Regions from separate parts of the Homo sapiens genome. Here all the other regions are linked to region 1. Evidence: chromatin loops called from intact Hi-C (ENCODE). Cell type or tissue: PC-9. All regions are shown on one strand. Region 1 has its middle 76 kb from the start of NDUFS5. Region 2 has its middle 45 kb from the start of MACF1. Region 3 overlaps MACF1 (microtubule actin crosslinking factor 1). Region 4 has its middle 12 kb from the start of MACF1. Region 5 overlaps MACF1 (microtubule actin crosslinking factor 1). Region 6 has its middle 30 kb from the start of PABPC4. Region 7 overlaps MACF1 (microtubule actin crosslinking factor 1).

What was found. Peaks named below come from ENCODE experiments on the same cell type or tissue, not always from the same donor. Only the 100,000 strongest peaks of a DNase experiment are listed, where the experiment ranks them.
Region 2: a loop joins it to region 1, with 5 times the contacts of the local background. A loop is called at or near these places in 16 of 110 quality-filtered maps.
Region 3: it touches region 1 in a loop (14-fold over the local background); 102 of 110 quality-filtered maps call a loop at or near these places.
Region 4: it touches region 1 in a loop (8-fold over the local background); 99 of 110 quality-filtered maps call a loop at or near these places.
Region 5: it touches region 1 in a loop (8-fold over the local background); 34 of 110 quality-filtered maps call a loop at or near these places.
Region 6: a loop joins it to region 1, with 19 times the contacts of the local background. A loop is called at or near these places in 6 of 110 quality-filtered maps.
Region 7: it touches region 1 in a loop (12-fold over the local background); 13 of 110 quality-filtered maps call a loop at or near these places.

What each region holds. Positions count from the first base shown.
Region 1 is chr1:39,100,566-39,104,565 of GRCh38, forward strand. It overlaps a transcript of MACF1 not described here. Among named protein-coding and RNA genes, the nearest start is that of NDUFS5, 76 kb to the left of the region's middle. RefSeq lists enhancers at 2,137-2,186, 2,207-2,316, 2,430-2,985. In PC-9, a CTCF peak has its summit at 2,156; DNase peaks (open chromatin) are centred at 2,156, 2,746 and 3,336; H3K4me3 peaks cover 796 bases; H3K27ac peaks cover 1,781 bases.
Region 2 is chr1:39,157,683-39,161,682 of GRCh38, forward strand. It overlaps a transcript of MACF1 not described here. Among named protein-coding and RNA genes, the nearest start is that of MACF1, 45 kb to the right of the region's middle. In PC-9, no CTCF peak of the experiment used is centred here; a DNase peak (open chromatin) is centred at 1,749; H3K27ac peaks cover 1,850 bases.
Region 3 is chr1:39,257,109-39,261,108 of GRCh38, forward strand. It overlaps MACF1 (microtubule actin crosslinking factor 1), which reads left to right. Exons shown (of 101, transcript NM_001394062.1): 6 at 828-920. Among named protein-coding and RNA genes, the nearest start is that of MACF1, 54 kb to the left of the region's middle. In PC-9, CTCF peaks have their summits at 1,715 (motif pointing left) and 1,915; a DNase peak (open chromatin) is centred at 1,743.
Region 4 is chr1:39,190,653-39,194,652 of GRCh38, forward strand. It overlaps a transcript of MACF1 not described here. Among named protein-coding and RNA genes, the nearest start is that of MACF1, 12 kb to the right of the region's middle. RefSeq lists an enhancer at 856-1,398. In PC-9, CTCF peaks have their summits at 1,152 and 2,040 (motif pointing right); DNase peaks (open chromatin) are centred at 1,139, 1,649 and 2,019; H3K4me3 peaks cover 985 bases; H3K27ac peaks cover 3,063 bases.
Region 5 is chr1:39,409,229-39,413,228 of GRCh38, forward strand. All of the region lies in intron 58 of MACF1 (microtubule actin crosslinking factor 1), which reads left to right. Among named protein-coding and RNA genes, the nearest start is that of BMP8A, 80 kb to the right of the region's middle. RefSeq lists a silencer at 1-144. In PC-9, a CTCF peak has its summit at 1,908 (motif pointing left); a DNase peak (open chromatin) is centred at 1,813; H3K4me3 peaks cover 3,371 bases; H3K27ac peaks cover 531 bases.
Region 6 is chr1:39,604,416-39,608,415 of GRCh38, forward strand. No RefSeq gene overlaps it. Among named protein-coding and RNA genes, the nearest start is that of PABPC4, 30 kb to the left of the region's middle. In PC-9, a CTCF peak has its summit at 1,930 (motif pointing right); DNase peaks (open chromatin) are centred at 1,606 and 1,936; H3K27ac peaks cover 1,221 bases.
Region 7 is chr1:39,385,398-39,389,397 of GRCh38, forward strand. It overlaps MACF1 (microtubule actin crosslinking factor 1), which reads left to right. Exons shown (of 101, transcript NM_001394062.1): 57 at 37-532; 58 at 1,790-3,261. Among named protein-coding and RNA genes, the nearest start is that of BMP8A, 100 kb to the right of the region's middle. RefSeq lists an enhancer at 1,994-2,490. In PC-9, CTCF peaks have their summits at 2,343 (motif pointing left) and 2,549; a DNase peak (open chromatin) is centred at 2,214; H3K27ac peaks cover 1,577 bases.

The DNA of each region.
Region 1 (4,000 bases):
AATTTAGGCCGGGTGCGGTGGCTCATGCCTGTAATCCCAGAACTTTGGGAGGCTGAGGTGGGCAGATTACCTGAGGTCAGGAGTTTGAGACTAGCCTGGCCAACAAGGTGAAACCCCATCTCTACGAAAAATACAAAAATTAGCCGGGGGTGGTGGCAGGCGCCTGTAATCCCAGCTACTCGAGAGGCTGAGGCAGGAGAATGGCTTGAACTCAGGAGGTGGAGGTTGCAGTGAGCCCAGACTGCGCCATTGCACTCTAGCCTGGGTGACAGAGTGAGACTCCGTTGCAAATAAATAAATAAATTAAATTAAATTAAATAAAGTAAACAAATATACAAATGCACGCGCGCGTGTGTGTGTGTGTGTATGTATATTTTTAGAGACCAAATTTTGCCATGTTACCCAGGCTGGTCTTGAACTCCTGGGCTCAAGCGATCCTCCTGCCTCGGCCTCCCAAATTGTTGGAATTACAGGTGTGAGCCACCATGCATAGCATTAAAGAAATAGTTGGCCAGGTGCGGTGGCTCACGCCTGTAATCCCAGCACTTTGGGAAGCCGAGGTGGATGGATTACCTGAGGTCAGGACTTCAAGACTAGCCTGGCCAACAAGGTGAAACCCCATCTCTACTAAAAATACAAAAATTAGCTGGGCATGGTGGCAGGCGCCTGTAATCCCAGCTACTTGAGAGGCTGAGGCAGGAGAATCACTTGAACCCAGGAGGTGGAGGTTGCAGTGAGCCGAGATCACACCATTGCACTCCAGCCTGGGTGACAGAGCCAGACTCTGTCTCAAAAAAAAAAAAAATATGTATATATATATATATGTGTGTGTATATGTATATTTTTAGAGACCGAATTTTGCCATGTTGCCCAGGCTGGTCGTGAACTCCTGGGCTCAAGCAATCCTCTGGCCTCGGCCTCCCAAAGTGTTGGGATTACAGGTGTGAGCCACTATGCATAGCATTAAAGAAATAGTTGGCTGGGTGCGGTGGCTCACTCCTGTAATCCCAGCACTTTGGGAGGCCAAGGTGGGTGGTTCACGAGGTCAGGAGATGGAGACCATCCTGGCTAACACAGTGAAACCCTTTCTCTACTAAAAATAAAAAAAATTAGCTGGGCATGGTGGCGGGCGCCTGTAGTCCCACCTACTCGGGAGGCTGAGGCAGGAGAATGGCGTGAACCCGGGAGGTGGAGGTTGCAGTGAGCCGAGATCACGCCACTGCACTCCAGCCTGGGTGGTGACAGAGCGAGACTCCATCTCAAAAAAGAAAGGAAAGAAAGAAAGGGAGGGAGGGAGGGAAAGAAAGAAAAGAGAGAGAGAAAGAAAGAGGCTGGGCGCGGTGGCTCGCGCCTGTAATCCCAGCACTTTGGAAGGCCGATGCGGGCGGATCACGAGGTCAGGAGATCGAGACCATCCTGGCTAACACAGTGAAACCCCGTCTCTACTAAAAATACAAAAAATTAGCCGGGCGAGGTGGCGGGCGCCTGTAGTCCCAGCTACTCGGGAGGCTGAGGCAGGAGAATGGCGTGAACCCCGGGGGGCGGAGCCTGCAGTAAGCCGAGATCGCGCCACTGCACTCCAGCCTGGGCGACAGCGAGACTCCGTCAAAAAAAAAGAAGAAAAAGAAAGAGAGAGAGAGAGAGAGAAAGAGAGAGAGAAAGAAAAGAAAAGAAAGACGAAATAGTTAATGAGTGCCCTATATGTGCCAGATCAGTTGCTAGGTGCTAAGGATCCTGTGGTGAATTAGACGACAAACAGTCTCAGCCCTCAGGGAGCTTACGATTTAGTAAGGATGAGAGACACTGTACCATAACTTCAAGTGTGATGAGTATTACCAAAGGGTAGAGGAGGACCTATTAATTGGAGGCGGGGGGGGGGTCAAGGAAGGCTTTCCCCTGGGGAGTTTCAGCAGAAGCATGGGTAGGAGTGAGCCAGGCCAAAGGAGAGTGATGAAGGGTTATAATCTGGGAGGAAAGTCGGTTGGATGGCCCTGAGGCGAGATAACACATTAGAGGCGCTGAAAGAAATAGAAAGTGGCAGGGCTTTAGGGATAGGGGTATTTGATGAGGCTTTAATTGGGAGGACACCAAGGATAAAGGGCATTAATTTCCTTGTATTACTCTTCTCTTCCACTAGATGCCCTTCCGAGTACATCCTTCTGCTTCCCCCATTGCAGCCTTCTTAGAAATGCAGCAGCAGTCTCACCCATCAGGAGCAAAAGAAAATCAAAGACCAAAAGGAGAAAGCCTCAGAGCTTTTGCGACTGTGTGGTCTGGCTATAAATTTAGACTGTTGCTTGAAAGAAGCGAAAAACCTCCCCTTCATAGACTTCCTTCTTCCCATCCCCCCTGGCAGCCGCTTTGTTCCTCTAGCCTTGTAAAATTTTCTCTGTATAAAACAGGAACATCAGCCAAACATGTGGACTTCCCCACTTTCCATTCATTAGAAGAATGCATTATTTCAAAATCTCCTGGGAGCATTTAAATGCAAATTTTGTCAAGAAAGCAATTTGAGTCTTAGAGAAGCTCTCTAGCCACAACCTAAAGCAGAAGTTTCTTCTTTGATTTGTGTGTTTCTTAAAAGGAATCTCAACCCCTTGCCTTCTCCCTGCAACGCCCCCAGGTCTTCTCTGATTCTCACAGCGGACTCTTCCCCTTTTTGCCCCTGTTCTTTCTTCACCTTTGGCAAGCATCAGTCACACATCTTGAGGAACCTGCTCACAAAGTGGCGCGTGTAGCAGCCCCAGGTGGGAATGGAGGGACTTTTCTATGTAGTGTAATGGACATAAGGAGGCAGATGTCTGTGTGGGGGTGAGATGTCTGTGTGGAGGTGTTTGTATGCGTGATTTCTGTCTGGGCCTTCTTAGGCCTGCTGGTATAAAATAATATGGGAAATGCAGATGACTCAGCACTGACACAGTCAAGATCCCCAGAGTTAGCATTTCTATATTCTCTGCTGTTTACGAAAAATGTGCTTGTGCCATCAATCAGCAACTCATCCTGCATTTTCCGCTAAAAGCCTTTTACTGAAAAATGCATATACTTCAAACTTATTCCCCTTCTTTTTGTAAACTGAGCTCATTAGCAGCTGACACCAAACTGAGAACTAGTTTTGTTTGTTTGTTTGTTTTAGCACGGAGGATTAAACTGGAAGGAAATGAGCATTTGTCTAAGGATCCTCCCTGTCCTCTTTCAGGCCCTTCCCTGCATGATCTTCATGCCCACAACTTGGGCAGGCCAGCAAAACTTGATGGGAAAAGATATGATTAATGACTTGCTCACCTGATTTCTGATCAGGGTGTGGTGTGGAAACAACCAGCATGCACCTATTAGCGAAAAGCGTCATTTGTTTTACTTGTTACCAATGTGCTGAGCATTGACCAAAATACTTGGCACTACTCACAAGGTACAAAGACACCTTCCCTAGCCTGGGGTTAAGAAGTTTCTCCTTCAAACTCTTGAGAATGGGAACTGGAATGGAAGCCCAAGTCCCAATTTTGGTTGCTCAGTGTTGCATGAATTCTTTTTTTACTTGCTAATGTGCCCTTATTGTGAGATCAGCCAGTGTAACTTCTTACCCACAACCACCTCTCCAGACCTCCTGAAAAATCAAGCTAACAGGGGAGGATAACTGCTAAATGGGGGGTGGCGGGCACAACGTGTCACCTACATTGACCAGAGTTCTTCATTCACTGCTCATGGCTCCAGCGCACTCCATGAATATTGGGATTGAATGATACACAACCGAATGTTGGATCAAATGATGTTGGGAGCTCTGTCCTCAAAATGGCCCCTAATAAATCCCTACCCATATTTTCCAGTTTCCTTTCTTTACTCTTTCCTTTCCCCTGATGACAAAGAATAATTGGCTTCCCCTTTTCTTCCCTGACCAGCTATGCTCCAGAGTCCTTTCTTTGTTCCCTAACAGTCCTGGTTCCGTCTCAGGTTCCCACATTTCTCCCTTTTGATCTCTGTCTCTCTGTTCAGATGGCTGTCACAG
Region 2 (4,000 bases), 57 kb after region 1:
GGCAGATTACTTAACCTCTGTCTATTTACTTTTTCTTTTTTTGAGACAGGGCCTCACTTTGTCACCAAGGCTAGAGTGCAGTGGTGTGATCTTGGCTCACTGCAGCCTCAACTTCCCAGGTTCAAGCGATCCTTCATCCTCAGCTCCCCAAGTAGCTGGGACTGCAGGAACGTACCACCACACCCAGCTAATTTTTTGGAGTTTTTGTAGAGACGGGGTTTTGCCATGTTGCTCAGGCTGGACTTCTGTCTGTTTTCTCATCTGATAATGAAAAGTTGCAATTATTTTCACAAGATACTTTCAAAGATGAGTCTAATAATGCAGATGAGCCATTTTGAGTTCCTTACAACAAAGATGCTGTGGAAATTTCAGGATTTTCCCCCTTTAGTTATAATATGGGTAGCTTATCCTAAGAACCTGTGACTATTGGGATGGTCATCTTTTTGAGGCCAGCAGTAGAAAGAAATTTGCAGTAGTGACTGACACATTAAAGCAACCCCGAAACAAATCAGAGTGAAATAGTGTCCTGGAGTTGGGGATATGTGGGTGATATCTGGGCTGCATTTTCTCTCTAGGTATCCATGGAGAGGGTCCTGTCTCCCTGAATGGTTGTGCTTTCAACAGTTAGGGAATGAGCTTGACAGTTTCTGCTTCTTCCCTCCCCTTGCCTTGAACTGCCTTGATATGCAGTGCCTCCTCTGTTGTGTGGCTGTATTCCAGTCCGTAAACATGACTGCTGTAAGGAGAGTACAGAGTATTGTTTATTTTGTAAAACTTGTCTCATTGCCATGTAATATTTGCTCAAGAGCTCCTGTTGTGGTGATATTCTTGTGGTGAGCATGGCCCTTTAAAGATTTTGTTCTCAAATGTTAAATGAGCCCCTGACTGGTGTCCTGAAAAGCATTTAAGCTTCTCTCCCTAGAGTTTAAGCAAGAGGAGCAGTAATCCCAGTGGAGCCTGGGCTGGGGTCTAGAGAGAAGGTGGCAGATGAGGTGGCAGATGACAGGCAGGGGCGGTTGTGGTCCCGTAGCTCATTTGCACAAAGGAGGGGCTGGCCTCTCCTGGGGAGGTATTTCCGCTCACTGGAACAAATGAGGGCGCTCAAAAGGCTGTAATGTAATGAGGCTTCTCTGGTGACGTCACTTGTAAATGTGGTCAAAGTCCAGTTCTTGGGGGCTAGTAGAAGCGGGAGTAGAGATCATTCGGTTTGCATGCTTTCACTTCTCAGCTGTCACTGTGCCATGGTGCCTACTTTCAGCCAGTGAACCAACTCAACTGGGCCGGGCATGAACGCTTACAAGTATCAGAAGTTCCTGGAGGGACTCAACAACCTTAGAGGTATTACAAGGCTTCAGGCTCCCTACCCTTTGTCCTTGCTGATCGTGTGAGCACTTATTATGGTGTGTATTGTATAGGGTCTGTAAAACCCTCCTGCTCTGAGCTGGCCCTATTTTTTATGCGTTTAGGCAATTAAACAGAAGGGATAGAGTTTGTAAATGCAATCCTAAGTGAGTAGGAGAGAATCTCCTTAGGTACTTCAGCAACAGCCTGTTGTCTTGCTTGAACGGACAAGTAAGAAATGTCCCCTGTATTCTTGAGCTCAGAGGGCTCAGGGCACTCCCTGTTTTCTTTGAGGTGGCCAGACAGTGTGGGTGGAGGGCTCTTGCCATAGGGCCCTGCAGCCTCACCTAGGTGTAGTTATGTTTCTTGGGCCAGGTTTTCCAGTTGCTTGTGTCTACAGTGAGTCAGAGTCCCATTTGGAGAGAACTGGAGTTGGGAGTGGGGAGGAGGGTGGAGGGAGGAATGCAGGTTGATGGGCTATTTGTAAGCCCATTGTAAAGTAAGCCTTTGTAAAGAGTAAAACAATGACTTTGAAAGAGGAAGCTTTTTATTAAAGTTTTAAAGGAAATAGTGTTTTCTTTGCATCATGGGCAAATTCTTCACTGACCAGACATGAGAAGAATGTACTCAGATGTGATGTAGGACTCTTTTTGGATATTAAAGAGAAAAATGAATGAAATCTTTTTACTTTCCCTTCTCTAATTAATAAGTGGTTTTATTTCCATTTGCAGAGGAGGGTGCTTAAACCATTTTTCTTTCATCAGTAGTTAGGATTCTGGACCCAGAGCAACCATGGGGTGTGGAGAGAGTGGGAGGGGGTAGAGGGAGGAAAGGAGTAAACTGGGTTTTTTCAGGGATGAGGAAAGTGGCAGACAGGGTGTGGGCAGGAGATCTGTACTCCCTTCTTGCCAGGGTATGTAGATGTTTTACTTTCTTTCACTATCTGTTGAAGAACTCTGGTTCTAAGAAATATATATGGAGAGCTTTGTATGCTATAAAGGGATATACAGGTCGGGCATGGTGGCTCGCACTCGTAATCCCAACACTTTGGGAGGCTGAGATGGGAGGATCGCTTGAACCCAGGAGTTCTAGACCAGCCTGGGCAACATAATGAGACCCCCATCTCTACAGAAATGTTAAAAAATTAGCTGGGCATGGTGATATGCACCTGTACCCTTAACTACTTGGGAAGCTGAGGTGGAAGGATCACTCTGAGTTCATCTTAGAGGTACAGAACCCAAATAACACAGCAAAGAGCCCCAGAGTCTGGAGTGAGAAGAGTGCTGCTCTCTGGTGCTAGAGACCATGTGAAGAAGGGAAGAATACCCACATCTGACTAAGCATATGTGTAAATGCACCTTCCTCTCTGAGACAAAGAGCTGTAGTATGGGGCTTTAGAGTGAAGGTAATAGATCTTTTCTCTCCACACTACTACTCACCTTGAATGGAGTTCTGTTTTCTAATCTTTCATTCACTATTGTTTGCTTCATTCACTTATATACACTGTATAATAGTCTTTATAGCATAAAACATACAATATATAGCAGTTTCTCTTGTTGACCCAAAGAAAGGATCAGATTTAAACTCTTCTTTGCTCCTGCAACCTGAGTCTTTTTCAGGTGGGAGAAGTTCCTGGAAAGAGGACATGTAGTTTTTTTGGTTTAGTCCTTATCATTTTTTGGAATGTTGCTATAGGTCTTAGACAACTATTCCCCCAATTCTGGGCTGCCAGGCAGAGAGTTAGATACAAACCATTGCCTTTGTCAAATCCTCCTGTGGGTTGAGTTTCACCCACTGTGCCCCCTGATTAAGGTGAATGGTTACTTCCCTTCTTCTTTTCACTTAATATCTTTGTGTATTCCAGAAGGGCTGATGGAAAGAGGTAATTGGCTCCCCTCTTCATTTAGTTACTGACTGTTGCTTTTCTTGGCATGGTTCAGCTTGTAGACATTCCTCCATCTAGTGGGTAACTGTTGAAGGGAATCCAGTGGGAGAATAGAGACATTGTACAAGTTTTTGAAGTTCTGATCCCCAAATTCCTATGAATTTTTGGTGTTTTGATCCAGAATTGGGGTGCAATATTTTCCACTGCTCGTGCTTTTTCTGGAGGGCTTTAACTTATATTTCTCAAGCCTGTCAAAAACCTTAGTTATTGGGGTGATTTCTGGCCAGATGGACCTCTCTCATGGGTATGACAGGCTGAACTATTGGCCCGAGTCCTGATTTTTGGCAGAGTCCAGACCTGTGCCATGACTGGGATAAGTAGGTAATTAGGGATTAATTAGGGAAGCAGAGAGGTAGGTGAAGTAGAGTGGTGAGAAAGTGGTTCACTAGCCTTTACTAAGAAAAATTTATGATAGGACTATGAGATAACTGACTTTTAAAACAGAAATATAATGGCCAGGTGCAGTGTCTCATGACTGTAATCCCAGTGCTTTGGGAAGCTGAGGCAGGAGGATCAGTTGAGGCTAGGAGTTTGAGACCATCCTGGGCAACAGTAGCAAAACCCTGTCTCTAAAAACAAGCAAACAAACAAAAAAACAATACAAAAACTAGCCGGTGGCTGGGCACGGTGGCTCACACCTGTAATCCTAGCACTTCAGGAGGCTGAGGCGGGCGGATCACAACGTCAGGAGTTTGAGACCAGGCTGGCCAATAT
Region 3 (4,000 bases), 160 kb after region 1:
AAACCTGCACATGAATATTCATAATTGCCAAAATCTAGAAATAATTCACATATCCTTCGATGGATGAATGGGTGAACAAAGAGTAGCATATCTCTATAATGGAATACTACTCAGCGATCAAAAGGAGCAAACTGTTGATTCATGCAACAGCTTGGATAGGGATCTCAAGGGCATTATGCCGAGTGAAATAAAAAGACAGTTTCTTTTTTTTTGAGACGGAGTCTCACTCTGTCGCCCAGGCTGGAGTGCAGTGGCACAATCTCTGCTCACTGCAAGCTCTACCTCCCAGGTTCACGCCATTCTCCTGCCTCAGCCTACTGAGTAGCTGGGACTACAGGCACCCGCCACCATGCCCGGCTAATTTTTTGTATTTTTAGCAGAGACGGGGTTTCACCGTGTTAGCCAGGATGGTCTCGATCTCCTGACCTCGTGATCCGCCTGTCTCAGCCTCCCAAAGTGCTGGGATTACAGGCGTGAGCCATCGCGTCTGGCCGGCAGTTTCAAAATCTTGCATGCTGCATGATCCCATTTATCCAACACTCTGGAAAAAGCAAAACAAGGAATCAGGATCAGATCAGTGGTTGTCAGGAATTAGGGGTGAGAGTAGGGTTTGATTACAAGGAGGGGGCCAGCACAAGGGACCTTTTTGGGGTGATGAAACTGTTTTGTGGTGGTAGTTGCATGAATCTATACATGTGTTAAAACTCATAGAACTGTACACCAAAAAAGAAATCAGTTTAACTGTAAATCAATAATGAAGTGATGCAAAAATTTAATCAAAACAAAAAGTCCTAGAGCTCTGAGCCGTGCTTTTATTTCTTTTTCAGGTGAAACTAGTGAATATTCGCAATGATGACATCACAGATGGCAACCCCAAGTTGACCCTGGGTCTGATCTGGACCATTATTTTGCATTTCCAGGTAGGGCATGTGAAGTTTGGAATTCCTGTTGCTTTGTTTGGACATGGCCTAGAAAGTTGCACTGCCTTCCACAGACAGCATTGAGCCTTCCTTCTCTCTATTTGTCAGTGAACAAAGGTGGATGGGAGTTGGAAAGGAAAATTAAGATTGATCTGCAGACAAGCTGTTGTATCGTAAACGCAAAACTTCCTAATTATTTGCTTAATTAAATGGAGGGATTTTTTTACCCATTTGTGGTTTGGCCCTGTCCTCAGCAGTCTGGTTATTAGAGGTCTGTTTGCTCAGCTGAATCAAAATGAGGCTCTTGAAGGACTCAGAATATGAGGGTTGAGAAAAGCTGTTGGTGTTGATGCTTTAGAATGGTGGAGTGAAGGTTCATAGTCCTGCTCTAATGTAGACTTTTTCTCATCTCTAATAACCTTTAAACAAGCCTCGTTAATTAGAATACTTTAGTATCTGGGTTTGTATATGTGCTGGCAAGCACAACCTTGCAGCGGCCATCACACCCAAGAGCATCTTGAAGAATATTCACATGGTCACATGGCCTTCCTCTTCCTAAGAAGGCAAATCCTTTTTAGATCTGAATTGCTATTGGAAAAGTACAGCCCTATTTTTATAAAAAGGCTGTTCTTTTACATCCCTTTTAGGTCAGCCAAACAAAGCTATTTCTCAGACAGCTCTCTCTGATACACAGTTGCTGCACATGAGGCTGATGGATTAGAGGCTGATAGCTAGTGGGAATAGAAGGCAGGGTGCCGACTTCAGGGATGAGGCCAAGGTGACATCCTAGCTGGGGAGTTGGCGCTACCTGCTGGTTAAAGATAGAACAACAGGTGTCCCCGAATTCCTGAGAGAAAAATCTGAGTGCTTAGGCTTGTTTCTTGAGGCTCTAGTTTGGAAGCAATGCTGGCAGTCACCAGCATGGACAGGGCTAGGATTGTGTGGTGGTAATGTATTTTTGTGGAACCACAGGGTATCCTCAGGCAAGCTTTGGGCATAGGGATAACCAGGAACATGAACTTGGTAGGTGTGCTCTGTCTGGCAGGATGGGAAACTTTGTTGAGCTTTCATGGAGGACTACAGTTATCCCTTTGGAACTCTTATGAACAGAGGAGCTTTTAGAGAAATTTGTTTGTTTTTTGGTCACAAACCTGCCCTCACTGTGAGTGCCCAATGTTTGTCTCATAGGTGGGAGGTAAGGAGAATTTATTCACTGTCTCTATTCACCCCAACTACTACAACTAAATTAATTTCCTTTTTTTTTGACCGAGTTTTGCTCTTGGATTGCAATGATGTGTTCTTGGCTCACTGCAACCTCCGCCTCCTGGGTTCAAGAGATTCTCCTGCCTCAGCCTCCCAAGTAGCTGGGATTACAGGCACCTGCCAACATGCCTGGCTAATTTATATGTTTTTAGTAGAGATAGAGTTTCACCATGTTGGCCAGGCTAGTCTCGAACTCCTGCTCTCAGGTGATCCACCCACCTCGGTCTCCCAAAGTGTTGGGATTACAGGCGTGAGCCACCGTACCAGGCCATAACAAATGTTTAAATAGAGAAAACATTTTCTTTTCTTTTTTCTTTTTCTTTTTCTTTCTTTCTTTTTTTGTTTTTTGAGACGGAATTTCGCTCTTGTTGCCCGGGCTAGAGTGCAATGGTGCAATCTCCGTTCACCGCAACCTCTGCCTCCCGGGTTCAAGAGATTCTCCTGCTTCAGCCTTCCGAGTAACTGGGATTACTGGCATGCACCACTACACCCGGCTAATTTTGTATTTTTAGTACAGGGTTTCTCCATGTTGGTCAGGCTGGTCTCAAACTTCCAACCTCAGGTGATCCACCTGCCTCAGCCTCCCAAAGTGTTGGATTACAGGCGTGAGCCACCGTGCCCGGCCAGAAGAAACATTTCCTTGAAGCATTTAAAAATTTCATTTCTTTCTGTTTACTAGTTTTCAGAATAATTAGTTGGTTCGCTAAGATTCTCCAAAGGTGACCAATAATAGTTCCTTTGTTCACCATTTTTTTTTTAGTATCACTGTGACTTGTGGATTTTTAAGCAGACTTAATGTTCCAATCAAATACAGTTATTATTCTTTTTAATAAAATCAAATAGCTCCATCTTTGGCTGTAAAGAGGCTTTCAAGTTGACTCTGAGTCCTTTGGCATGACCACAGTGGTCTTTGATAATTTCCTTTATTTCTTGTGCGATGAGGTATTCCAGACTCTTTTTTTATATTTTCTGTCCCAGGCCTGAAATTCTTAATCTCCCCTAGGAACTGGTTCTCTATTTATTGACCACAGTCTGAATGCTCCTAGGTTGCCCATTATTTCTTTCTTTTTCTTTTCTTTTTTTTTTTTTTTGAAGCAGATTTCGCTCTTGTTGCACAGGCTGGAGTGCAATGGCACCATCTCGGCTTACCAAAACCTCTGCCTCCCAGGTTCAAGCGATTCTCCTGCCTCAGCCTCCCAAGTAGCTGGGATTACAGGCGTGTGCCACCACGCTCAGCTAATTTTTTTATTATTAGTAGAGACAGGGTTGTTGGCCAGGCTGGTCTCGAGCTCCTGACCTCAGGTGATCCACCTGCCTCAGCTTCTCAAAGTGCTGGGATTACAGGCGTGAGCCACCACACGCGGCTGGTTGCCCATCATTTCTAGGCTTTTTCTGTGGGCAGAGCTAGGCAATACTTGTATTATCTCTAAAAACAACAACAACAACAACAAACAAACAAAAAACCCCATGAATTTTTACTGATATTTCTAATTCAAATTTAGGATTGCAGGGTTTTGTTTAACCTCTTTGACTTTATATCATTTTTTTTCTTATACTGAAAATCTTGATCTTAACAACAGTAATGTGGTTACTTACTCTTTTCCTACACACACAGAGATCTGTAAAATCATATATATTATTTGTAATATATATGAATCCAAGTGACAATATGAATGTTATTGTTAGCAGTATGATTACTTTGAAGTCACTTGAAATAATTTCTCTCTATTGTTGTTAAGCCACAAATTCAATACACAATTAAGGTTCATTTGTTTTTATTTGCTTTCAGTTTTGGGGGGTTGCTTTTTTCCTTTCAA
Region 4 (4,000 bases), 90 kb after region 1:
CTTTCTCTCTCTTTTTGATAAAAATCAGGATCTTGAGTATTCTGGATTTTGTCAAAAACTGAGCTGGAGGTGGTGCGGTGGCCTGTAATTCCAGCACTTTGGGAGGCCGAGGCAGGTGGATCACTTGAGGCCAGGAGTTTGAGACTGGGTTGGCCAACATGGCGAAACCCCGTCTCTACTAAAAATACAAAAATTAGCCGGGCGTGGTGGTGTGCCTGTAATCCCAGCTACTTGGGAGGCTGAGGCACGAGAATCGCTTGAACCTGGGAGGTGGAGTTTGCAGTGAGCTGAGATCGCACCACTGCACTCCAGCCTGAGTGACAGAGTGAGACTGTGTCTCAAAAACAAACAAACAAAAAAACCCCAAAACAACAACAACAAAAACTAAGCTGGATAATAGTTTTCTTCCCAGGCATATATGAGCATCAGAGACCCAAGGATTATAGGTAGGGAAAAAATGTAGGCAACTGTATTGAAGGTGCTCTGATTTTTAAGAAAATTTTAAAAATTCACTGGATATGATGTATTTGGGGTGATTCTTTCTTTCTTTTTTTTTTTTTTTTTTTAACCTAGCAGTAAAGTACAGGCCCAGTTGGGTCCTACTTAAAGTTTTCCTGTTTGACAATTTATCAGGAATTATTATTGCTTAAGATAGCTTTGAAGTAAATTGTCTGTGTCAAAGACCTTCCTCCACTTCTCTCACTTACCTAGCTCTTGGCAGCTGTTTCCAAAATGTTTGCACTAACTCCATAGATTCATGTCTGAAGGATTAGATACTCCAGGAACATCTATTGGGAGAAAGTTTAACTACAACTGTTGTCCATTTTTCAATTAATGTGCCAGTCACTAATCAAAAAAACAGATGCTGTCGTTTTCCTCATCCACTACTTGGGACACCTAAGGATGGATGGACAGATACTTAAGAGGCTGCCTCCTTCTTCTGAGATTGGGCTTTTCATCAGGGCTGTGCCACAGGGTGTGATGCTGTGTGATAGCAGATGGCTCTGCTTCATGCCCATTACTTTTTGTTTTATCCAAAGTAGAAGCTGTGGTCCCCAGATTTTAGAGAGTAAGGGCTTAATCATACTCATTGGCTTTTCTGCCTTTGCCTGTTTCTGCATTGCCACCTGGCTGCCATTAGAGGGAATTCATTACAACTCTGAGTCCCTGCAGGGAGCTGAGAGGAGCTATCCTTGTGTTTAGGATGGGACATGTGTTCTTAAAACTGGGCCAGGCACGGTGGCTCCCAGCACTTTGGGAGGCCGAAGCAGGTGGATCACTTGAGGCCAGGAGTTCGAGACCAGCCTGGCCAACATGGTGAAACTCCGTTTCTATTAAACATACAAAAATTAGCTGGGTGTGGTGGTGTATGCCTGTAATCCCAGCTACTCAGGAGACTGAGGCACAAGAATTGCTTGAACCTGGGAAGTGGAGATTGCAGTGAGCCGATATCTCACCACTGCACTCCAGCCTGGGCGACACAGCAAGACTCTGTCTCAAAAAAAGAAAAAAACAAAAAACTTAAAAATGGTTACCCAGATTTCCTTTTATGACTTGTTCAGTCAGAGGCAGCTGGGAGGATGCACGCTGGGGAAAGCATTACTCACCAGGCACACATAGTGGCCCTGACTGCTGGCAAGTAGTCTGGGCTGTGTTAAGAGTGAGTCACCTCGGGGAATGGAAAAATTGCAAGGTACTGAGGGGTAGGAGTTGTGTGCCAGTGACTGCTCCTTTTCTGTCTGCTATTTTCTCTATAAGGACTCATCACAAAACCATAAATACTGACGATCCTGTTGAGGCAGCCGTGAAGCCAACCAACTTTATGGTGATAATGTTTCCCATAAAAGGAATGAGCTGACTGGACATAGCATTGTTGCCTTCTATGTTACAGGTGTATATAGATTTTGACACAAGCTTGAACTTGTATAATGAAAGTTCCATGTGTGAGAATTTCATCAGAATAAAAGCAACACAGTTTTCTTTGTTGTTTAAAAACTTAGTCTTCTGTGTCTATCTATCTTTGTCCAGTAGGGGTCACTGAGGGTTAGGCTCTCAATAAGAGAAACACTAATCTAGTGATAAATGAGCTGGATTCCTTGTCTATTGTGACATCTTTGTATATTCAGTACTATGTTTTTTAAAATATTAGAGCAGAAACAAAAGGCGTGAACTTGTATTAAGAACTTTATGGGCGAAGCGCAGTGGCTCATGCCTGTAACCCGAGGCGGGTGGATATCACCTGAGGTCAGGAGTTCGAGACCAGCCTGGCCAACATGGTGAAACCCCGTCTCTACCAAAAATACAAAAAAATTAGACGGGCATGGTGGCGCATGCCTGTAATCCCAGCTACTTGGGAGGCTGAGGCAGGAGAATTGCTTAAACCCGGGAGGCAGAGGTTGCAGTGAACCGAGATTGTGCCATTGCACTACAGTCTGGGCAACAAGAGTGAAATTCCATCTCAAAAATTAAAAAAAAAAAGAATATTTCTGGACAAAAATAACAATCCTGGGCAAGATTCTGGAACAGTCCCCATAGACAGGGCTTCTTTTCTTCGTATCATTTTTTTCTCCATTTCTTTAAGATGTTGGCTACCAGAGTTTCCTGGAAAAAGCTTACTAGATAGATATTATTTCATTGGGGAAAAGGGTCAAAATGCCAGAGAGAGAGATTACTTAAAATGGTAATATGGCTGTTGAGGTTGACTAGATATTCTTGTCCTTTCCCTTTTTGAAGCAATGCTGTCGAAGCCTAATTTGACTTAGTCATTGAGCTGTTCAATACCACACATTACTTTCACTTACCTTCTTGCATTTGCCACTGAGGATGACTTGATGCCCTGCTAGGAGGTCTCTTGTGTGGTAATCATAATAACAAGAGTTGGCATTAATGAGTCAATGTTTAATGCTTTTTAAATAGTTAATGCTTACTGTGTGCCAAATATATTATGCATTTTCTCACTTAATCCTCACTGTAACACTGTGAAGAGGTAATTTTATTATCCCTTTTTGACATGAGATAACTATGGATTAAAGAGATTAAGTAATTGGTTCATAGATACACAACTAGAGATTGTGAAATCAGAATTTGAATATAGGTTTGGCTCACAAATTATATTTACAGCCCTGGTAAGAGAGAGAGGGAGAGAGAGAGAGAGAGAGGCAGGCACTTGGGTTTAAGAGTGAGTTTTCTTTTTTCTTTTTTTCTTTTTTTGAGACAGTTTCGCTGTTGTTGCCCAGGCTGGGGTGCAGTGGCATGATCTCAGCTCACTGCAACCTCCACTTCCTGGGTTCAGGCAATTCTCTTGCCTCAGCCTCCCAAGTAGCTGGGATTACAGGCACTCCTGGGTAATTTTGTATTTTTAATAGAGATGGGGTTTCACCATATTGGTCAGGCTGGTCTCGAACTCCTGACCTCAGGTGATCCAACCACCTCGTCCTCCCAAAGTGCTGGGATTACAGGCATGCGCCACCACACCTGGCCAAGAGTGAGTTTTCTAAGTGCTGTACCAGAGCATCTCTCACTTTATTTTCTGCCCCTCCTCTTTAGTGTTACTTTCCCTTTTCTTTCTTAAGGGTAAGACCTTCAGTTGCTGAGCTTGATAGGAAGGCCATCTAGAGTTAGATCCTGGGCAGAATCCATATCCGGAGGGATTTCCAGAAGTGGAATTTCTTTTCTTTTCTTTTCTTTTCTTTTCTTTTCTTTTTTTTTTTTTTTTTTTTGTGATAGAGTCTTGTTCTGTTTCCCAAGCTGGAGTGCAGTGGCGCGATCTCAGCTCACTGCAGCCTCCACCTCCCGGGCTCAAGGGATTCTTCTGACTCAGCCTCCCAGGTAGCTGAGACTACAGGCACATGCCACCATGCCCGGCTAATTTTTGTAATTTTAGTAGAGACGGGTGGCCAGGCTGGTCTTGAACTCCTGACCTTAGGTGATCCACCCCGCCTCAGCCTTTTAATGTGCTGGGATTACAGGCGTGAGCCACCATGCCCAGCCAAAAGTGGAA
Region 5 (4,000 bases), 310 kb after region 1:
GGCCAGCGGCGTGGTGGAGAATAGAGGCGGCTGCTTGTCATGCAGCCCACGGCGTGGCGGCTGCGGGCCGGGGACTGGCGGCGGCGGGCGAGGCGGCGCCCACAGCACTCGGGACTCAGCTGCCGGAGGGACAAACTAACTTCCTGAGCGCGGGACCTGAGGCTGGCGCGGCCGGGAGCCACCTGCAGCCTGCGGTGAGGCGACCCTGGCCCTCGGGGCGCGCGGCATGGCGCGGGGAAGCGGGCCGTGCTGAGCGAGCCCCTCCGACAGACCCGCGGCCGCTGCTGCTGCCCGCCCGCCCGCCTGCCTTTCCGAAGGCCTGGCGCGGGGCTCCGCTCGCCTTGTTTTGCAGCTACAGCGCAGGGTTGGCCTGGGAGCCACAACAATGCCATGATGTTTTGGAGACAGGAAGCCCCAAGCTGGCCCCGAATGAAGGACTTCCTGTGTTTAAAGTTGCAGGAATATCCGCCGACCAGCCCAGTTCAAATGCAAACACCCCAGCTAGGGAGGACGAATGGCTAATTCAGACCAGCTGGACTCTCCAGGGCTGGAACTGAGGATAAAATGAAAGGAATTCTTAGGAGCTTGGGCCATACTTGAAGACTAGAGAGGCTGTGCCATTGTTATTAAAGGATACAATCGGCATAAATTTGCTGCTCCCAACTCTGCTTCGGTGAGAAGTGAGTGGAACTAGATATCGAAAAAGACTCGTCAATATCAGATGATTTTTGTTGACTGTATTTGAAAGAGCAGTGCTCTTAAAAAAAATTAAACCATAAGCCATACAAGGAATTATTTTAAATTATATCGTCTGTCAACCATGAGGCTGCTAGCCTGTGAGGAAAAAGCTGTTTGTCTTAGAGCTTCTCCCAGAATGGTTTCAAAACGGAACTTCCAGGCCTTTCTGGAGGGCAGATGCAATTGGTGGTTTGGGGTATGAACAGCTAAAAGGATTTATAACTTATGTAGAATGCATTTGGGGGGAACCTGTGAAAAATACTTTTGAAAGATTGATGGTTCATCTTGATTGAAAAAGGATGGGTAAGCCACTCAGCAGACCAGACTGTTTAAGGCGGAACCCCAGCTGCCTGGGGAAAGGAGAGGAGGAGGATGGCTACATAGAGGACTGCTATGTTCCACAACGGTCTATATATGATACGATGAGGATAAATGAGCAAATTGACCAGGGGTCAAAGCTTAACCAGACTTCAAAAAGCACCATGGAAAAGATGGAAGGAAGTACTATATCCAGCAATGGTACATTAGGAGCAGCATCTAATGTTTTTGAATCTAGAGCACCAGAAGGTAAGAAGCTGGATGAGAGGATAATATTTGATGCACTAAAGCTAAGCAGTGATGTGCAGAAGTCAGCACCTGTGCCACCCAGAAGGCGGCCAAATGCAGAACGCAAAGACAATGTTAACAGGAGATCGTGGAAGTCCTTCATGCCACCCAACTTCCCAGAATTTGCAGAGAGGATAGAAGCTTCTCTCAGTGAGGTTTCAGAAGCTGGTGCTTCAAATCCTTCCTTGCAAGAGAAGAAGGAGTCCAGTTCTGCATTAACAGAAAGTTCTGGTCATTTGGACCACAGGGAACCTCAGTCAGAGTCAGTAACTCTGGAACATGTGTCCAAATCCATAGGTATTCCAGAGGTGCAAGATTTTAAAAACTTAAGTGGAGACTGCCAGGACTTTAGATTTCAGCAGCACAGTGCAAACCCTCCTCATGAATTCCAGCCTGTAGAATCAGAAGCTGTAGCAACAAGTGGTAACACAGATGTAATGCAGGAATCCAGATTCTCAAGTGCAACCTGGCCGAGGGCCACAAAAAGTTTAGCTAAGGGAGGCTTCAGTGAGAAGCAGCACCCCCTTGGGGACACAGCCTGCACTGTGGAAATGCCACCTCTCTCCCCTTGCCTGAGTGAAGAGCTGTTAGATCCAGAATTGCATGTTCTCATAACCCCCAGCCTGAGAGAGAAAACAGAGTCTGAGCTAAAGTTTGAGGAGGATGAGCGATGGATTATGATGGAGGCTGAGGGAGAGTGGGAGGAAGAGAAACTGTCAGACAGGGAAAAGACTTTTCTGATGGCAGATGAGAAGAACAGCCTGGCAGATATTTTTGAAGAAAGAGAACAAGCAAACACAGCAGTGGTGGAGGATGGATCCGATTGCTTAGCTGCTGTCTTGAGGACTTTTGGCCACCTATCTCTTGGTCAGATTTGTTGCCCTGATGACCCACAGCCAGCCAAGGACCAGTTGGCTACTGTTCCCAAGGATATACCCCTGGATTGCGATTGTGTTCTTACAGGTGAGGATATTCTCGGTGAGGTGGCAAACAGAACTGCTCAGGGGTTAGAGGGACTTGTTTCAGATTCAGCATGTACTGTGGGTACTATTGATGCAGAACAGCTCTCTGACACAGACTCAGTGCAGATGTTTCTTGAACTTGAAAAGGAGTGTTTATGTGAAGAAGGAGTAACTCCTCTAGTTGAGCTACAGAATCAAATCTCTTCTGAAGGGCTGGCTGCATCCCAGGATGCAGAAAATTTACTCGTAATTAGTCATTTTTCAGGGGCTGCCTTAGAAAAGGAACAGCATTTAGGCCTTTTACATGTAAGGGCAAAAGATTATGATACTAGATTGGATTGTGGATATTTTAATACCCTGGATTCTTCTCAGGTGCCTAATGCTGTGGAACTTATTGCCCACGTTGATATCATGAGAGACACTTCCACTGTTAGCAAGGAGGAATGTGAAAAAGTGCCTTTTAGCCCCAGGACTGCAGAATTTAAGTCCAGACAGCCAGCTGATCTGGATTCACTGGAAAAGCTGGACCCAGGAGGACTGCTGAACTCTGATCACAGGGTTTCTCATGAAGAAAAATTATCAGGCTTCATTGCTTCTGAGCTGGCCAAAGACAATGGCAGTTTGTCCCAGGGAGACTGCAGTCAAACTGAGGGGAATGGTGAGGAGTGCATTGAGAGGGTCACCTTCAGTTTTGCTTTTAATCATGAACTAACAGATGTTACCTCAGGACCTGAAGTAGAGGTGTTATATGAATCAAATTTACTAACAGATGAAATTCATTTGGAAAGTGGGAATGTAACTGTTAATCAAGAAAATAACAGTCTGACATCAATGGGAAATGTGGTCACTTGTGAATTGTCTGTGGAGAAAGTTTGTGATGAGGATGGTGAGGCAAAAGAGCTGGATTATCAAGCCACACTTTTGGAGGATCAAGCTCCAGCACATTTCCACAGAAACTTCCCAGAGCAGGTCTTCCAGGATCTCCAGAGGAAGTCCCCAGAGTCAGAGATTCTGAGTCTGCACCTGCTGGTTGAAGAACTGAGACTTAATCCAGATGGAGTGGAAACTGTGAATGATACAAAGCCTGAGCTGAATGTGGCATCATCAGAGGGAGGGGAGATGGAAAGGAGAGATTCAGATTCATTCCTAAATATTTTTCCAGAGAAACAAGTTACCAAGGCTGGTAATACTGAACCAGTTTTAGAGGAATGGATACCCGTCCTCCAGAGACCTTCCCGGACTGCTGCAGTACCCACTGTCAAAGATGCCCTAGATGCTGCACTGCCCAGCCCAGAGGAGGGTACCTCAATTGCTGCAGTGCCTGCCCCAGAGGGAACTGCTGTAGTTGCTGCTTTAGTGCCCTTTCCACATGAGGACATCCTAGTTGCTTCAATAGTCTCCTTAGAGGAGGAGGATGTCACAGCTGCTGCAGTATCAGCCCCAGAGAGGGCTACTGTCCCAGCTGTTACAGTATCTGTCCCTGAAGGGACTGCTGCAGTTGCTGCAGTGTCCTCCCCAGAGGAGACTGCTCCAGCTGTTGCAGCAGCCATCACACAGGAGGGTATGTCAGCTGTCGCAGGGTTCTCCCCAGAGTGGGCTGCTTTAGCTATTACAGTACCCATCACAGAGGAGGATGGTACACCAGAAGGGCCTGTCACCCCAGCTACCACAGTGCATGCTCCAGAGGAGCCTGA
Region 6 (4,000 bases), 500 kb after region 1:
TGATTTCTATTATATTTATTACATTAGCTAGAAATGCCCATCAAATTTTGAATAAAGGGCATTCATATTTTTAACTTTTATGGGAATGCTAGAGTTTCACCGTTGAATTTGATGTTTAGGAATTTGGCAAATATCCTTTATAGGGTTAAGGTATTATCCTACTAATCCTAATTTGCTAAGATTTGAAAAATGAATGAATTCATCAAATGATTATTTATTTAAGTGATTATATACTTTTTATCTTTTAATGTATTAAGGTTCAGAACAGGAATTCTTTCCCTGTTGTTAACCTATCCTTGCATTTTTGGCTAAACTCTACTACATATTTGCTTCTAATTTAGATGTCATATGGATTCTGTTTTATTATTTAGGATGTTTGTATCTATAACCGTAACTAAGCTTGTTCTAAAATGTTCTTACCTTTAATTGCCCTGTCGTGGGCTGATGACAAGGGCATACTAGTATTACAAAACAAGTTAGGCAGTTTTCCCTTCTTTTCCACCCAGTAAAAACAGTTTGTATAAAACAGAATGTATTAGTCAGGGCTCGGCGTGGTGGCTTACGCCTGTAATCCCAGCATTTTGGGAGGCCGAGGCGGGCAGATCATTTGAGGTCAGGAATTTGAGACCAGCCTGGCCAACGTGGTGAAACCCCATCAATACCAAAAATACAAAAATTAGTTGGGTGTGATGGCACATGCTTTTAGTCCCAGCTACTTTGGAAGCTGAGGCACGAGATTCTCTTGATCCCGGGAGGCGGAGGTTGCAGTGAGCCGAGATAGCGCCACTGGACTCCAGCCTGGGTGACAGAGCAAGAGCCTGTCTCGAAAAAAAAAAAAATGTATTAGGGCTCTCCAGAGAAACAGAACCAACAGGACTTATTTTTATTTATTTATTTTTTTTTTGAGATGGAGTCTCGCTCTGTCGCCCAGGCTGGAGTTCAGTGGCACAATCTTGGCTCACTGCAATCTCCACCTCCCGGGTTCAAGCGATTCTCTTGCCTCAGCCTCCCGAGTAGCTGGGACTACAGGCGCCTGCCACCAGGCCCAGCTAATTTTTGTATTTTTAGTAGAGACTGGGTTTCATCATATTGCCCAGGCTGGTCTTGAACTCGTGACCTTGTCATCCGCCCACCTTGGCCTCCCAAAGTGCTGGGATTACAAGCGTGAGCCACTGCACCCGGCCAGGACCCATTTATTTATTATGAGAAACTGGCTTATGTGATTATGAAGGTTGAGAAGTCCCAAGATCTGCAGTTAGCAAGCTGGAGACCCAGGAGAGCCAATGTGTGTTCCAGTCTGAAAGTCTACTGGCTTGAGATCCAAGAAAAGCCAATGTTTCAGTTCAAATCTATAGAATGGAAAAGACCCATGTCCCAGCTCATACGGTCAGGCAGGAGACATTGCCTCTTACTTGAGGGAGGGGTGGCCTTTTTGTTCTATTCAGGTCTGACTGGATGAGGGCCACCCACATGGGGGCATGCAGTTTGCTTTATTCAGTCAAGTGTTAATCCCATCCAAAAACAGCCTCACAGATACACTCACAATGTTTGACCAAATAAACCGAGCAGTCCATGACTCAGTCAAGTTGACACATAAAATGAATCACATAGTGAGAATATATTCTTTGAAGGTCTGGACAACTGAGCTGTGAGTCCCAACAAGCCTGTTATCCTTTGCTCATTTGTTTGGGTGTGGAAGTGTGGGTGACGTATTTTTCATCAGGGTAATTCCCCTGGAGCCATTCTCTCCTACAAGGGCCTACATGGGATGATCCTCCCTGGCTCCTTTGGAGAAACCCTGATCTTAGTCCTTGAAGACTAACAGCATCCAGGAGACTAAAAAACGATGGGCTGTTTTATCTGTAGAAACTACTAGCCTTTGGGCGACACCATTTGGGGAGTTTGTATTTATCATAGCAGTTATGCCGTTATTCCAACTGACCACTAGAGGGCAGTAATGGCTTATAAAACCGGATCCAGTGTGACAAAAGGGCTTTAAAGAAGCTAACGTATGGTGGATTAAAAGGTAGATTTTTGCCTGTAATCCCAGCACTTTGGGAGGCCGAGGCGGGCGGATCACGAGGTCAGGAGATCGAGACCATCCCGGCTAAAACGGTGAAACCCCGTCTCTACTAAAAATACAAAAAATTAGCCGGGCGTAGTGGCGGGCGCCTGTAGTCCCAGCTACTTGGGAGGCTGAGGCAGGAGAATGGCGTGAACCCGGGAGGCGGAGCTTGCAGTGAGCCGAGATCGAGCCAGTGCACTCCAGCCTGGGCGACAGAGCGAGACTCCGTCTCAAAAAAAAAAAAAAAAAAGGTAGATTTTTTTTTTTTTTTTTTGCCCGGGCGTGGTGACTCATGCCTGTAATCCCACCACTTTGGGAGGCCGAGGCGGGCAGATCACCTGAGCTCAGGAGTTTGAGACCAGCCTGGCTAACATGGCGAAACCTCGTCTCTATTAAAAATACAACAATTACCCAGGCATGATGGTGGGCACCTGTAATACCCAGCTACTCGGGAGACCGAGACCGGAGAACGTTTTGAACCCGGGAGGCAGAGGTTGCAGTGAGCCGAGATCACGCCCCTTCACTCCAGCCTGGGCGACAGAGCAAGACTCCGTCTCAAATGAAAAAAAAAAAAAAAAGAAAAAAAAAGGTCGATTTTTTTCCCCCTTCTCTGTCCTTAGGAACTTCAGACTTCAAGAATCTAAGAAACTTGGTCGGGCACGGTGGCTCATGCCTGTAATCCCAGCACTTTGGGAGGCCGAGGTGGGCGGATCACGAGGTCAGAAGATCGAGACCATCCTGGCTAACATGGTGAAACCCCATCTCTACTAAAAACACACAAAAAATTAGCCAGGCATGGTGGCAGGCGCCTGTACTCCCAGCTACTCGGGAGGCTGAAGCAGGAGAATGGCGTGAACCGGGAAAGCGGAAGTTGCAGTGAGCCGAGATTGCACCAACGCACTCCAGCCTGGGCCACAGAACAAGACTCCGTCTCAAAAAAAAAAAAAAAAAAAAAAAAAATCTAAGAAACTTGTTCAGGCCAGGTGTGGTGGCTCATGCTTGTAATCTTAGCACTTTGGGAGGCCGAGGTGGGAGGATTGCTTGAGCCCAGAAATTTGAGACCAGCCTGGCCAACATAGGGAGACCCCATCTCTACAAAAAAATAAAATTAGCTGGGCCTCCTGGCGCGCACACTTGTAGTCCCAGCTATTCAGGAGGCTGAGGCAGGAGGATCTCTTGAGCTCTGGAGGTGAAGGCTGCAGTGAGCCGAGATCATGCCACTGCACTCCCACTCCATCCTGGGCAACAGAGTGAGACCTTGTGTGAAAAAATAAAAATTAAAGAGAGAGAGAAAAGAAAGTTGTCCAAATCATATATTCCAGTACACAGCAAATCTGGAATGTTAACCTAGGTTTTTCTGACTCCAAATTTCATGGTTTCTGGTGTGGGTACAAATCAATTATTCTTCTTTCATTCTTTTTAAAAAAAATTTGGCCGGGCGCGGTGGCTCACGCCCGTAATCCCAGCACTTCGGGCAGTCGAAGCAGGCGGATCACGAGGTCAGGATATCAAGACCATCCTGGCTAACATGGTGAAACCCCATCTCTACTAAAAAATACAAAAAATTAGCCGGGCGTGGTGGCTGGAGCCTGTAGTCCCAGCTACTCGGGAGGCTGAGGCAGGAGAATGGCGTGAACCCGGGAGCTGGAGCTTGCAGTGAGCGGAGATCGCGCCACCGCACTCTAGCCTGGGAAACAGGACAAGACTCCGTCTCAAAAAAAAAAAAAAAAATTCATTCACTCATGGAAAGCAGCATAACAGAGTGGCTAAGAATTCAGTCTCTGGAGTCAGACCATTTGGATTAAAATTCTGGCTCTTTCACATACTAGCTAGCACCATAAGTGATCTGTGCCTCAATTGTCTGATCTGTGTATGGGGATATTAGAACTTACCTTGTAAAATTATTGCAAAAATGAAATGATACATTAAAAGTGT
Region 7 (4,000 bases), 280 kb after region 1:
TCCTGTCTAAACATCTTGGTGTCATTTCTATTTCAGTTTATGCTAAAGGAATTTGAAGCACGCAGGCAACAGCATGAGCAACTGAATGAGGCAGCTCAGGGCATCCTAACAGGCCCTGGAGATGTCTCTCTGTCCACCAGCCAAGTACAGAAAGAACTCCAGAGCATCAATCAGAAATGGGTTGAGCTGACTGACAAACTCAACTCCCGTTCCAGCCAAATTGACCAAGCTATTGTTAAGAGCACCCAGTACCAGGAACTGCTCCAGGACTTATCAGAGAAGGTGAGGGCAGTTGGACAACGGCTGAGTGTCCAGTCAGCTATCAGCACCCAACCAGAGGCTGTAAAGCAGCAATTGGAAGAGACCAGTGAAATTCGATCTGACTTGGAGCAGTTAGACCACGAGGTTAAGGAGGCTCAGACACTGTGCGATGAACTCTCAGTGCTCATTGGTGAGCAGTACCTCAAGGATGAACTGAAGAAGCGTTTGGAGACAGTTGCCCTGCCTCTCCAAGGTTTAGAAGACCTTGCAGGTAAGTTGGGGTGAAGAACATACTTCTGCCATTATTAGAGGCAAGCAGAAAGAAGGAATGGGTTAGGAGTAGTCCCAAGATTCTAGGATTCCCTTACGTAATTTGTAGACTCAGAATGGTGTTAAACCAATTCCTTCTCCTAGTTGCAGTGAGAACTGTTGTAGTTGTTACACAGTGAACACTTAAAAATGTGAAGGTTTACATAGCATAGTCCTAAAGATAAAAGCTCTAATAAAATTTCAGTCAGCAAGTAGAGATTCATCCCCATAGATGTACTGATAAATGGAGTTCCACATATACTCTCATTGATACCCACTTTTTTTTTTTTTTTAATATTATGCATACCACACACACACGGTCTCGCTCTGTCACCCAGGCTGGAGTACAGTAGTGCGATCATGGCTCACTGCACCCTCAATCTCCTGGGCTCAAGTGAACCTCCCACCTCAGCCTCCCAAGTAGCTGGGACTATAGACACACGCCACCATGCCCAGCTGATTTTTTTTTCTTTTTTTTTTTTGAGACAGAGTCTCACTCTGTTGCCCCAGCTGGAGTGCAGTGGCACGATCTTGGATCACTGCAACCTCCGCCTCCTCGGTTCAAGCAATCCTCCTGCCTCAGCCTCCCAAGTAGCTGGGACTACAAGCACGTGCCACCATGCCTGGCTAATTTTTGTATTTTTAATAGAGACGGTGTTTCACCATGTTGGCCAGGCTGGTCTCGAACTCTTGACCTCGTGATCTGCCCGCCTTGGCCTCCCAAAGTGCTGGGATTACAGGCGTGAGCCACCGCACCCAGTGATTATTTTTATTTTTAGTAGAGACGAGGTCTTGCTTTGTTGCCCAAGCTAGTCTTGAACTCCTGGGCTCAACTGATCCTCCCACCTCAGCCTCCCCAAGTGCTGGGATTACAGGCATGAGCCACTGCACCCGGCTGCTTCTGGACTTCTTATGATAACTTGGTAGAAGAAAAATTGTGCCATTAATTTATTATTTATTTTTCTGGAACTGTTTATGACTTTCACGTTTACCAGCTAGAAGTCAAAGTTTACTTCTGTTACTTAGATCACCTTACAAGGTTGATACGAGGATTAAATAAGATAGTGTACATGAAGGAGCCTAATTATATGCCTCTTTTTGGTAGGCCCTCAAGTAACATTAGTTCCCTTCCCCCAAGATTAGACCGTATACTCTCAGCAAACATTTTAAATGCCAGGGTTCAGGCTTTATTGATTTCAATTTTATTTTCTCATTTCAGCCGATCGCATTAACAGACTCCAGGCAGCTCTTGCCAGCACCCAGCAGTTCCAGCAAATGTTTGATGAGTTGAGGACCTGGTTGGATGATAAACAAAGCCAGCAAGCAAAAAACTGCCCAATTTCTGCAAAATTGGAGCGGCTACAGTCTCAGCTACAGGAGAATGAAGAGTTTCAGAAAAGTCTTAATCAACACAGTGGCTCCTATGAGGTGATTGTGGCTGAAGGGGAATCTCTACTTCTTTCTGTACCTCCTGGAGAAGAGAAAAGGACTCTACAAAACCAGTTGGTTGAGCTCAAAAACCATTGGGAAGAGCTTAGTAAAAAAACTGCAGACAGACAATCCAGGCTCAAGGATTGTATGCAGAAAGCTCAGAAATATCAGTGGCATGTGGAAGACCTTGTGCCATGGATAGAAGATTGTAAAGCTAAGATGTCTGAGTTGCGAGTCACTCTGGATCCAGTGCAGCTAGAGTCCAGTCTCCTAAGATCAAAGGCTATGCTGAATGAGGTGGAGAAGCGCCGCTCCCTGCTGGAAATATTGAATAGTGCTGCTGACATTCTGATCAATTCTTCAGAAGCAGATGAGGATGGAATCCGGGATGAGAAGGCTGGGATCAACCAGAACATGGATGCTGTTACAGAAGAGCTGCAGGCCAAAACAGGGTCACTCGAAGAAATGACTCAGAGGCTCAGGGAGTTCCAGGAAAGCTTTAAGAATATTGAAAAGAAGGTTGAAGGAGCCAAACACCAACTTGAGATCTTTGATGCTCTGGGTTCTCAAGCCTGTAGCAACAAGAACCTGGAGAAGCTAAGAGCTCAACAGGAAGTGCTGCAGGCCCTAGAGCCTCAGGTAGACTATCTGAGGAACTTTACTCAGGGTCTGGTAGAAGATGCCCCAGATGGATCTGATGCTTCTCAACTTCTCCACCAAGCTGAGGTCGCCCAGCAAGAGTTCCTCGAAGTTAAGCAAAGAGTGAACAGTGGTTGTGTGATGATGGAAAACAAGCTGGAGGGGATTGGCCAGTTTCACTGCCGGGTCCGAGAGATGTTCTCTCAATTGGCAGACCTGGATGATGAGCTAGATGGCATGGGTGCTATTGGCAGAGACACTGATAGCCTCCAGTCCCAAATCGAGGATGTCCGGCTATTCCTTAACAAAATTCACGTCCTCAAATTAGACATAGAGGCCTCTGAAGCAGAGTGTCGACATATGCTAGAAGAAGAGGGGACTCTGGATTTGTTAGGTCTCAAAAGGGAGCTAGAAGCCCTGAACAAACAGTGTGGCAAACTGACAGAGAGGGGGAAAGCTCGTCAGGAACAGCTGGAACTGACACTAGGCCGTGTAGAGGACTTCTACAGGAAATTGAAAGGACTCAATGACGCGACCACAGCAGCAGAGGAGGCAGAGGCCCTCCAGTGGGTAGTGGGGACCGAAGTGGAAATCATCAACCAACAATTAGCAGATTTTAAAGTAAGTCTGAACCTTGTTTTTCTTTTTCTTTTACATGTATTTATTTGCTTGTAACTTGGAAACCAGTCAAGTATACATTTTAACTTCTGTCCCTAGTTTTATTATTGTCACTTCCATCACCATGAAAGCACACTGTCTGAAGACTAAATAGTCTCTCGGACTTCTGAGCAAACTGGTTTGAGCATTTTTCTTTTTCTTTTTCTTCTTCTTCTTCTTTTTTTTTTTTTTTTTTTTTTTTGAGACAGGGTCTCTCTCTCTCACCCAGGCTGGAGTGCAGTGGTGCGATCTCGGCTCACTGCAGACTCGACCTCATAGGCTCAAGCGATCCTCCCACTTCAGTCTCCCAAGGAGCTGGGACCACAGGCGCCACCATACCCGGCTAATTTTTTGTATTTTTTGTAGAGACGAGGTTTCACCATGTCTCCCAGGCTGGTCTCAAACTCCTGAGCTCAGGCAATCCGCCCACCTCAGCCTACCAAAGTGTTGGGATTACAGGCATGAGCCATCACGCCCAGCCAGAGCATTTTTCTATTGTAGTTTATTTCAGTCTTTATAACCAATTAAGGATATAGAAAGAAATGTCCAAGTCTTATCTCTTACTCTAAGAATTTCCTTTTAGGATTTCTTGAGATTTCAGATTACCAGATTTTGTAATAGCAGTGAATGTATCTTCAGGTCTCTGGTTTTTGTGTGTTTTTTTTTTTTTTTTTTTTTTTTTGGAGACAGAGTCTTGCTCTGT